Linked DNA regions of Homo sapiens: region 1 is linked to region 2. A link is an interaction called in ENCODE POLR2A ChIA-PET data of the cell type or tissue named here. Cell type or tissue: PC-9. All regions are shown on one strand. Links, peaks and the distances in the headings refer to the core of each region. The heading gives the core; the rest is flanking DNA.

What was found. Peaks named below come from ENCODE experiments on the same cell type or tissue, not always from the same donor. Only the 100,000 strongest peaks of a DNase experiment are listed, where the experiment ranks them.
Region 1: POLR2A ChIA-PET joins it to region 2 with 6 read pairs; 1 of 35 experiments calls an interaction of 5 or more read pairs at or near these places.

Annotation. Positions count from the first base shown.
Region 1 is chr6:56,098,620-56,104,016 of GRCh38, reverse strand. It overlaps COL21A1 (collagen type XXI alpha 1 chain), which reads left to right. Exons shown (of 30, transcript NM_030820.4): 17 at 2,492-2,545. Among named protein-coding and RNA genes, the nearest start is that of COL21A1, 150 kb to the left of the region's middle. In PC-9, for the core only: no CTCF peak of the experiment used is centred there; a DNase peak (open chromatin) is centred at 2,746; H3K27ac peaks cover 1,036 bases.
Region 2 is chr6:56,650,655-56,656,051 of GRCh38, reverse strand. DST (dystonin) reads left to right here. Exons shown (of 104, transcript NM_001374736.1): 11 at 4,808-4,920; 12 at 5,020-5,126. Among named protein-coding and RNA genes, the nearest start is that of DST-AS1, 190 kb to the left of the region's middle. In PC-9, for the core only: no CTCF peak of the experiment used is centred there; DNase peaks (open chromatin) are centred at 2,901 and 3,581; H3K27ac peaks cover 2,841 bases.

The DNA.
Region 1 (5,397 bases), core at 67-5,066, 550 kb after region 2:
CTAGTTCATAGAAGAGAGGGATTCATAAGTGCAGAAAGAGTCTGTAAGTCTGTTTTGAGATCTGGGCTAGAGTAGTGTTTCTCAAAGTGTTGTCCAAGACTAGCAGTCTCAGCACCTTCTGTAAACTTATTAGAAATGCAGATTCCAGGGGTTGCCCCAGACCTACCATATCAGGAACTCTGGGTTGGGGTCCACAATCTGCAGTTTAACAAACCTTCCGGGTGATTCAGATGAAGTTAAATTTTGAGAATCACTGCTATAGATAATAAAGAATGTGATATTTTATTCAGTTAATATGTTAAGTGTCTAATATAAAGTAAGAAGAACATAATAAGTTAAATCCTCAAATAATTGTGGAACTTCATTATTGATGAACCTTGCTGATGGCTACTTACGTTTTTAAAACTCCTGATAATTAAAATAAAATGATATTAGGTCAATGGACAGATAGAAAAAAGTAGAGATTTTATAAATCAAAGTAGTCATGATTTTATAAATCAAAGTAGTCATCTAATCATGTATTTTGCCATTACTTTTAATGGCAAAAACTGCAATTACTTTTGCACCAACCTAATAATTTCAAATTAATTGTTTCTACTATTTGGCAAGTGCCTTACCCTCTTTATTTTAAATACAGAAAATTTAACCACAGATTGTTTTATAAGTCACATATGACAGTACCTGGAAGTAGGAGAAGTTAAATGATCTAATGACTTATAGCAGGGCTGGTTCTCAAATGGCTGCATTAGAATCACCTGGAAGAATTATTAACACAGATTGCTGGCCCCCACCCAGAGATTCTGGCTTAATATGCTGCAGTATGGCCTGAAATTTTATATTCTGAAGAAGTTCCCATGTTAAATGAAGAAGTTGATCTTGCCTGGTCTGAGGACCATATTTGAGAACTACTAATAGGAGAGATTCCTTCTGACTATTGATATGAGTGTTAAGTTCAGATAAAATATTGCATTATTTCTTCATAGTATTAGGATCTAACATATCCCTTGTCTTGAATTTTTCAGGCTTTTTAAACTAGCTTTCAAACTAAGTGGATCCAACATTTTTTCCTCCAATATTTTTATATGCTTTTCTGTAGAGCTATTGGATTAGCAGTAACTTCTCTCCCTCTAATTTGGTTAATTTTCAGGAAAGCATTAATCTTTGCTCCTTCTATTCTCAACTAGTGTTTATAAATAAAACTGGTATAGATGAAATATTTGGCTTTAGTTGGCATTTCACAGTTCTAATAAAATGCAGGAATTCATACAAGTGGGAGAACTGTTGTTTATGTAATGTGATATGGTTGAATTTTTTTCTAAGTACTGATTATGTTTGCCAAATTTTAGAGGTGCTTCTGTGCTTTATTTTCTATAATTTTGGGAAATTCATTAGAATATGAAATTATGGATGACAGTGTTATAATATGCTTCAGTGCATTGCATTCTTAGACTCTTTCTCCCTTAAACTTATTTCAACTCAGGTATTTGAGACATTTACGGGAAAAAATGCTTTTATTTTACCTCCTATCTTGCTTTCATCTAGGATAAAATGTTCTTTCTGGTATGAAACAAGTGTGGCAAATTGCTTGCAGAGAACTTTGCTTGTTGTGATGCAGCATTTTGCTGGACAGAAACAAATGCATGGCTCATAATGACTGTTAGATTTCAAAAAGTCTGGGGTGTGTACATGTGTGTATATGTGTCAACAGGCTCTTCCTTGCTATCCTTTATTTTGCTCAGATAGTTTAATAGTTGTACTAATCTGCAGATATTATACATTTTAGGATTATATTCAGCTAATATTTATTGTTTTAGTAGAAGAAGTGTCAGATACATTTGTATTCACTAGCAATTGATTCATTTAGGAAAAAAATTTAGCTTCCAAAACGTAGATGTAAAATAAGATGCTTAACCTGAGCATAGTAATGTAAAGGTATATATCACTAAAAGCAATTATAATTTAACAGCTACCTAAAATATGCATTATAGATGTTTATTTTAAATACGTATATACTAAAGTGCCAGATAATTTCAACTAATAACCTATAAATAACTCCATTCCTAATGAAAGTTTTGTTTTTACTTTAAAATGTAACTCTTTGAAGGCAAGGTCAAATTAGGTCCAACATAGTGATCAATTTTAAAATAAAAATGAAAAAGTATATATGAATAGGACTGATATAGAATATTGGTCACATTTACCTTGGAAGTAAGATGGTCTATTCTCATAAGAATGACTATACAGTACCACAGTTATTTAATAACTTAATTATCTGCCATTATGTACACATTTTTGTTGTTTATATAGTCACTTTATGAATTTCTGAAAAAGTTATTTGATGTCAGGAAAAGTTAATATCAGTAGTCCAGAAGTAATTTTAATTTTTCTGTTTGTATTTAATGTTCTTTAATATGTAATGTTATATATTGTTATTTTGGTAAGCAGACCTCAAAACTGAATTCTCTATTTCTTTTTGTCAAATCATTAAAAGGGAGAAGCAGGATCCCCTGGTGCTCCGGGGCAGGATGGAACACGGGGAGAGCCTGTGAGTACCTTCTCATTTCAGTTCTAAAAGATGAAGTTCTTTTCCTGTTACGAAATCCTTTTTGGTTATTTAAATTCTTCTCTCAGATGCCCTATTATTTGTTCAGTGACTTCCAGATTTTAGATGTTGTAGAAGCTGCTTGTGAAACACCATAAAATATTGAAATGTTGAATCCTCTTTTAGAAACCAGGAAGAATTTTGCAAACAGTGTGAGTCACAAACCACAAGCACTCATGCCCAAAGAAATGCATGGTTAACACAAACATCATGGTCTGTTGCTGAGCCTTCAGTCGATGTCACTTTACCACTCATCTATTGTTTCATAGTATACTCTTTGGGATCTTGTGTTCAATAAAAATCAGGGGTAGAGAAACATGACTAAGAAAGTACTGAATCTGAATCCTAGATATCTACATTTTTAGCACATGTCCCAGGTGATTCTGAACTTCAGGTGAGTTTTAAAAATATAGTTTGCCCCCACATTTTATTCCTACAACTCGTGGCCAACATTTAAATACCAGCAGATCTTATTTTATTCATCAAAGGTACCTACCCTCAAGAAATTTGAAATTTGCCTTGTGCGGAGCTAGGTTAAGAACTGAAGTAATAGCTGAGGTGTATTTGTATCACATTTATCACAAAGTGTTCAGTTGAGATTTCAGAATTTAAATATTGTACATAAGAGGGAGAGAGGTATCACCAAAGCTTCTTAAATAGGGTAGAGGGATTAAACTACTCTGAAAGTTACTTAATAAAATTTTCGTTGAATTTCATCTTGTGTATGATTATGTACTGGGCCAAGTTCTATATAATGCTATTACCTTCCAGAAGCTTATAATTTAATTTGGAAGACTGAAAAAAATGATGCAAATAATTACCAACTCTTTATATTATGTGCCAAATATGAATCTCATATGGAGTCAGAAAGCCAGGGTTTGGAGATGACTACTGCTACATTTCAGCAGTATGAGCTTGGAGAAGTCACTTCACATCCCTGAATATTTTTCTCTAAGTGTGAATAGTGTAGATGCTTATAGTGCTTACTTCATAGGGTTGTTGTGAAGCTTACGTAGGAAATTTTTAAAAATTGTAAAAACATTGCACAAATGCATGGGGCTATTCTAAGTGCTGAAAGAGTATAGGAAGGTAATCCTGTTATTGAGGTGCTTGAAAAAATTTTACCAAGGGTTTGTGCCAGATTTGTTCATGAAAGGATGACTGGGAATCAAAGGAAGACAGGAAAGAGAGAACTCATCTGAATGAAGACACATATGTGAGATGGTTAAAGGTGTGCCCAGGAAATAATGAAATGATCTTAATGAGGTCCTGAATCTGCAGAGAAGGGTCTCTGTTGCGTGTTAGAAAGTAAAGGTAGAAACTTGGCTAGGGCCATAAAATGGAGAACCTTGACTGCAAGTTTGAAAAGTAAACCTTATTCATTTGTCATTGAAGTTTTGTGAGAAAAAAAGAGAACATAGTAAAAAGAACTGTTTTAGAGGCAGTGTATGAGCTCCTGGTGTGTGTGGAATGATTGGAAAGGAGAAGAAACTGGAAACAGGGTGCTAGTTAGCAGGCTCTTTTGACAGACCAGGCATGAAGTAGAAGGCCTCGACTAGGGTATTAATAAGCATGGAGTGGGTTCAATAGGGTAGCATGAGCTCAACATATGTGAGCCATAATTGCTGTTATTTAAGAAAAATTATGAGACTTGGTAACTGGATATAAGACTGGGTGTGATTATTTGTTTATGTTATTGTTTCAGAATATAAAGTAGGTGTGTGTGTGTATGTGGGTGTGCGTGTATGAGGGAAAGAGCATAAGAAACACAAAGAGAGGTGAGAGAAGGAAAGGTTAATGGGAAGAAAAGAAGGAAAAAGAGGAAGAGGGAAATAAGAGATAATAGACATGAGAGCTTGGATATAATTTAGGATGTGAAGGCTGGGTGCAGTGGCTCACGCTTGTAATCCCAGCACTTTGGGAGGCCGAGGCGGCTGGATCACGAGGCCAGGAGATCGAGACCATCCTGGCTAACACGGTGAAACCCCGTCTCTACTAAAAATACAAAAAATTAGCCAGGCGTGGTGGCGGGCGCCTGTAGTCCCAGCTACTCGGAGAGGGGCTGAGGCCGGAGAATGGTGTGAAACCGGGAGGCGGAGCTTGCAGTGAGCCGAGATGGCGCCACTGCACTCCAGCCTGGGCGACAGAGCTAAACTCCCTCTAAAAAAAAAAAAAAAAAAAAAAAAAAAATTTAGTTTGTGACTGTGTTCTAAATGTTTGTGAGTTAGTTATTTGGAATCTGTAATTCATTCTCCCGTAGAAACAATGTTAGAAAGGGCAGACTGACCGGCAAGTCTGTGTAGACCATAATTCAATGTGAGGAGCACGTATTTACGTTGAACATGATACTATTGAAATATCTTCATAAAACCTAAAAAGATAAAAGAAATATTAAACATAGGCCGGGTGCAGTGGCTCACGCCTGTAATCCCAGCACTTTGGGAGGCCGAGGCGGGCGGATCATGAGGGCAGGAGATTGAGACCATCCTGGCTAACACGGTGAAACCCCGTCTCTACTAAAAATACAAAAAATTAGCAGGGCGTGGTGGCACGTGCCTGTAGTCCCAGCTACTCGGGAGGCTGAGGCAGGAGAATCGCTTGAACCTGGGAGGTGGGGGTTGCGGTGAGCCAAGATCGCGCTACTGCACTCCAGCCTGGGCGACAGAGCAAGACCCCGTCTCAAAATATATATATATTTATATATATTTATATATATATTTATATATTTATATATATTTATATATATATTTATATATATTTATATATTTATATATATTTATATATATATTTATATA
Region 2 (5,397 bases), core at 100-5,099:
AACACTGATATGTCCCAGTCCCCATAGCTCATGTTTTTCTTTATTATTTATTTAATCCTCAAAAGTTAATGTTTTAAGCATTATGCTAGATATTGAGGATATAAACATGGACAAAACACAGGCTCTGCCTTCAGGAAGCCCATGGTTCAATATGAGAGATAGGCAGATATATAGTTATGAAAAATGTGGTAAATACAGAAATGAAGATAACAGACGGCATTTGGGAACAGAGGAAAGTACTTCCTGGAGGAAATGGTGGTGGAACCGAGTCTGCTGAAAGAATTCGAGTTGGCCAGGTAATGTCATGTACGGGGGTGAGGTATGCAGTGGACATTTCTTGAGCAAATAAAAGAGTCAGGAAAAACCTGACATATTTCTGTTTTTGTACTGGGAAATGGGCTTTGCTCTTCTCCTTACCCCCAAGACTTATGAAAGGGAAATTTCTCAAATATAGGAAAGCAGATGCAGGGTAGCCAGAACCTTACTGTTTGTATCCACATAAATAATTATTGAGTGCCAGCTGAAAGCCAGCACAACCAGCAGACTCTGAATTTAAGTCACTTTATTTTTTCATCCTTAAAAAAATCCCGATTTGGACTGTGGCCATTGATATTTCCCATATGTGTCTTTTCAGCTATTGTCACATTTTTGGTTCAGGATTTGGTAATGTTGTGTCTGCACTAAAGCACTCTTCTCTTAGCTGGCATTTTTCTTTCTCTTAGTTAACTTTAATTAGTGTCCTCTCTGCCATGTTTCTAAGTACTTCCTTTCCAAGTACTTTGATGTTGTTTCATGCTCCTTGCAGTTGAGTGTATTGGTGTTTGCCATGATATATTGTGGAAGCCTTCAGTGGTCTGTTGTGCTAATCTTTTTTTTTTTTTTTTTTTTTTTGAGGCAAAGTCTCGCTCTGTCACCCAGGCTGGGATGCAATGGCGCGATCTCGGCTCACTGCAACCTCCGCCTCCTGGGTTCCAGTGATTCTCCTGCCTCACCCTCCCGAGTAGCTGGGGTTACAGGCACCCGACACCATGCCTGGCTAAGTTTTGTATTTTTAGTGGAGACAGGGTTTCACCATATTGGCCAGGCTGGTCTGGAATTCCTGACCTCAGGTGATCCTCCCATCTCGGCCTCCAAAAGTGCTGGGATTACAGGCATGAGCCACTGCGCCCAGCCTGATCTTTAGCCATTTATATCACTGTAGAAGTCATATGTTCCTGCAGAATCCTATCTAATTCTCATGTGAGCTAATGTATTAATAAAGTTTTGGAGTACTGAAATGTTACCTTGGAGGTATCTATGCCAAAAAAATCTCTCATGCAATTTTTATGTTCAGCTAGCTTTGGCTACCTGTTAATGTAGGTGGTGATATCCTTATACTATATCCATATATCTATCTATCTATACATAAATGCCAACATACCTGTATATGTATATATACGTGTGGAGATATATATATATATATATAGCCTAGGGGAGATTGCTCTTTTAAGATGGGTGTTGTATGAAAGATAAACATTACTTTTATCCAAAATTATTTTGTATTATGACAATAGCATTTTTCTATACCTCTCTGCCCTATATTTTTAAACAAATTCAGGGCACCAAGCTTGCATATAAGTGATTTGCAATTTTTAGTCTCACTTCCAATTTCATTTTAAGGCCTTTTCTTGGTTTTATACTTCTAATTTAAAGTTTATGCTATCTTGTATTTTCTTTGTAAGCTACTTTTAATTGCTTATGAAAGAAAAGCTGGGATAAAGCTGGGATATAAACATGTTTAAAGATTATAATGTATGATAATTGGGTCATTTTGAAACATTAACATTATCATAGAATAATAAAAAAAATAAGAGAATGGCCTTTTTTTCCATAAAAAGACTAGCATTTATTACTTTAAGTGGCAAAGGATCACATTATATGATTTTGAAAGGTTTCCATAAAACAGGCAAGTTACAATAGTTAATGTTCAACTATCTAAAATATAACATGAGAACATGGTCACTATAATATAGTCTAATGCTCTTTGGTTAGTCAAACCTAAGATGGAAATGACATTTCCTGTTAACATTCCACAAAAAGATGTTACGAAGAAATGAAACCTTTAGAATGAAAGTAAGTATCTTCTATGTGTGAAAAATAAATGAAGTTTTTAAAGGTTGTGTTATCCCAGTGAGACTATGAAGAAAGAAGGTGGTGGACAGGACACACACAGCACAGGCGTCTTCTGGATGCTTCAGGCAGGTAGAGGAAAGACAGATTTGAAAGACAAAGGGACCACCACTCTGTTAGGATATGAGCTAAGGGAGGAATAGCATTTTAAATTTTATAGGCTATTACTTTTTCATAGTGGTTTTTTGTGTTTTTTTGAGATGGAGTTTCGCTCTTGTTGTCCAGGCTGGAGTGCAGTGGCATGATCTCGGCTCACTGCAACCTCTGCCTCCTGGGTTCAAGTGATCCTCCTGCCTCAGCCTCCCGAGTAGCTGGGATTACAGGCGCCTGCCATCACGCCTGGCTAATTTTTGCATTTTTAGTAGAGACAGGGTTTCGCCATGTTGGTCAGGCTGGTGTCAAACTCCAGACCTCAGGTGATCTGCCCTCTTCAGCCTCCCAAATGCTGGGATTATAGGTATGAGCCACCGCACCCAGCTTTGTAGTGGTTTTTAAAGTTTTCCCTTTTCCCATTTTTTGTTTAACTAATTTTCTTTATCTGCTGTCTTTTAGTGGAGGAAAACCATTTCAGTTTTTGTTCCATTAAAGTGTTAAACATCATGATAAAAGAGATGACTTACTCAGACTCATTGTATTCTACAGCTGCTTTTGTGTTGAAATGACTATGTCATTCTGAAGGAAGTTTTATGTTTTATTCTCTTAGCTGAAAAACTTGATTCTTCAATGACTTTATTCATTCCCTCTAGGATTACTCAGTGTTTACTTTCTTTGCTAATGGCAGGGTTCTCATAATAACATGCCATGTCTTGTTCTGAGATTTGGCAGACTTACAAAGTCTGTTTTTTATTTCCCTAAAAGGTGCAAATTTTACGGAAACAAAACGATTTTTTATTGAAAGAACTTCAGATATTTGTTTTTGTCTAGACTGCTATACATACCTGTTTACTAATCTTGAGGTTGGCAGATTCTTCAGATGTTTCTATGTGAATAAAAAATGTTACTTTTGGAGGTCTGTTATTTACTTCCATAGTTGTCAATGGATTTATTGTTCCTATAATAATTGTAGGGTCACTTTTAAAAGAGTGGTCATATTGGTGGCAGGTTGAAAACATTAAAGGATTTCCTAATAATTTCCTGGAATATGAGCATGTAGGTGATGGTAACCACATTCCCAGGTTATGAACAGTGCAAAGTGATATAAAAGTATAAGATTTTCTTGAAAGGTCTGTTTTCTCACCATAAAAGAGTACAAATTGCCACTTAGCTTTCTAATATTAATGATATATTTTCAAACAGCTTTTCATATAAGCAGCCTGCCAAGTAGTATACAAAATAATCTGCATTTCATTTCTCCCACACTACCTTTGAGCCCTCCCACTCTTTCTGTGGTTTCCCAAATGATTATTTTGAGCAAACAGGAATGCTTGTGGAGCTTGTAGAGAGCCTTTCTTTGTAAGCTATCAACAGGTTCTTACTCAGTGATTTTTTTGGGTGGTGAGTACCACTCTTTGAAGGCTTTCCTGTTTCCACATTGTTCCGGTAGTCTTTCAATGCTTTGTTTTTGAGATCCAAGTTTCCTGACTGGCTTCTAGCCTTGAGTGAAGTCTCCAATGTCCATATTTTGCCACTTTCTCTACAAGAAGCATTTGAAGAATCTTTTCCTCTCTCATGTAGATAGAGCTAGCTTCAAAGTTTCTGCATGGTTTAGGGTGTTACGTAAATCTCACAAATTATAAAGATATGAAGTCTGGGATGTGTGACTGTGTGTGTGTGTAGGGGGGCACATGCACACATGTGTGCTCATGAAAACATAAACTATTGCTTATTATAGACATTCATTTATGATTCAGATTACTAAGGAACCAACCTACTTACCAACTTATCAGTAGATATTTGTTGAGGGTGTACTATATATCATTCTTTATTACAGCAGAAGGATAAAATACAAAATTTTCTTAATACATAGTACTTGCTATCTTGGAGTTGACGGTTTGGGAGAAACAACATATACATGTACACGAACCAGTGAATTAATAGGGCAAGGAGTCTAAGATTATCCTAAGTGCCATATCGTGGGGTGCAGGCTGGAAGTATGAGTTCAGGAAACAGAGACAGAAATAAGGGCTAGGAAGATCAGCCAGGCTCCATAGAGGAGGTGGAGCTTGATCTCTCCTTGGAAGAATGACTAGGATTATAGAAGACAAAGATGATGTGAAAGGGTATGGTGCAATGGGGAGGCCATGGACACAGCACTGAATTAAGCTACAAGCTTTTTGTCTTAGAGGAAAAACATTGACAGGATGCTGGTTGGATTGGAAAGATGCTGTTGGAGTAGCGTAGCTTAAATCAGTTGAATAGGACAAATACTCATATATATTCTGACTATGATATATTTGTAGACTTTGTTGAAATTTATATATGTTCAAATTGTTATATTTTCATTGTTATATTTGCTTTCGATACAGAAGTTTCTGAGATAAGTGAGCAATGTTAAATGTTTGATGAAAGTCTCTGCATTTTAACGCAGGCTTGGTGTTAATATTAGCAGATGTTGTTATGTAAATGGAAACCTATATAATTATATAATGTTGAATTGGCACATGAGAAAACCTAATTAACACAGTGAATTTTTTCCTAGGCCGGACCTGATAGATATGAATACTGTTGCTGTTCAAAGCAACCTTGCAAATTTAGAGCATGCTTTTTACGTAGCAGAAAAAATTGGTGTTATAAGACTTCTGGACCCTGAAGGTGAGTTATTTTCTTGATTATATGTGGACTGGCATGAAAGTCTGATCAAAAGTAATTTATCAACATTGTGAAATAATTAATTTATGTTGCTGTTTTTAGATGTCGATGTCTCCTCACCTGATGAAAAATCAGTAATAACTTACGTGTCATCTCTCTATGATGCATTTCCTAAAGTCCCTGAAGGTGGGGAAGGCATTGGTGCAAATGTGAGTATTGATTTTTCCACACCGGAAGCTGTTGATTCAGTAATGACCAATTGACTGCATTTATTGATAATGATTTTTGCAGTTTTTGAATGTTGAATATATTTTAAAGAATTTGAGTTAATATGCTGTTTGATGAATTGATATTCTATGTATTTCATGACATTATTCTACCATTAAATTTAAAGTATAACTCATTAAAACTTTTGTGTCATAAATAAAAGAGGCTATTTATAGTTACCGATCATCTTATAAATAAAAGGTTTAACTTTCT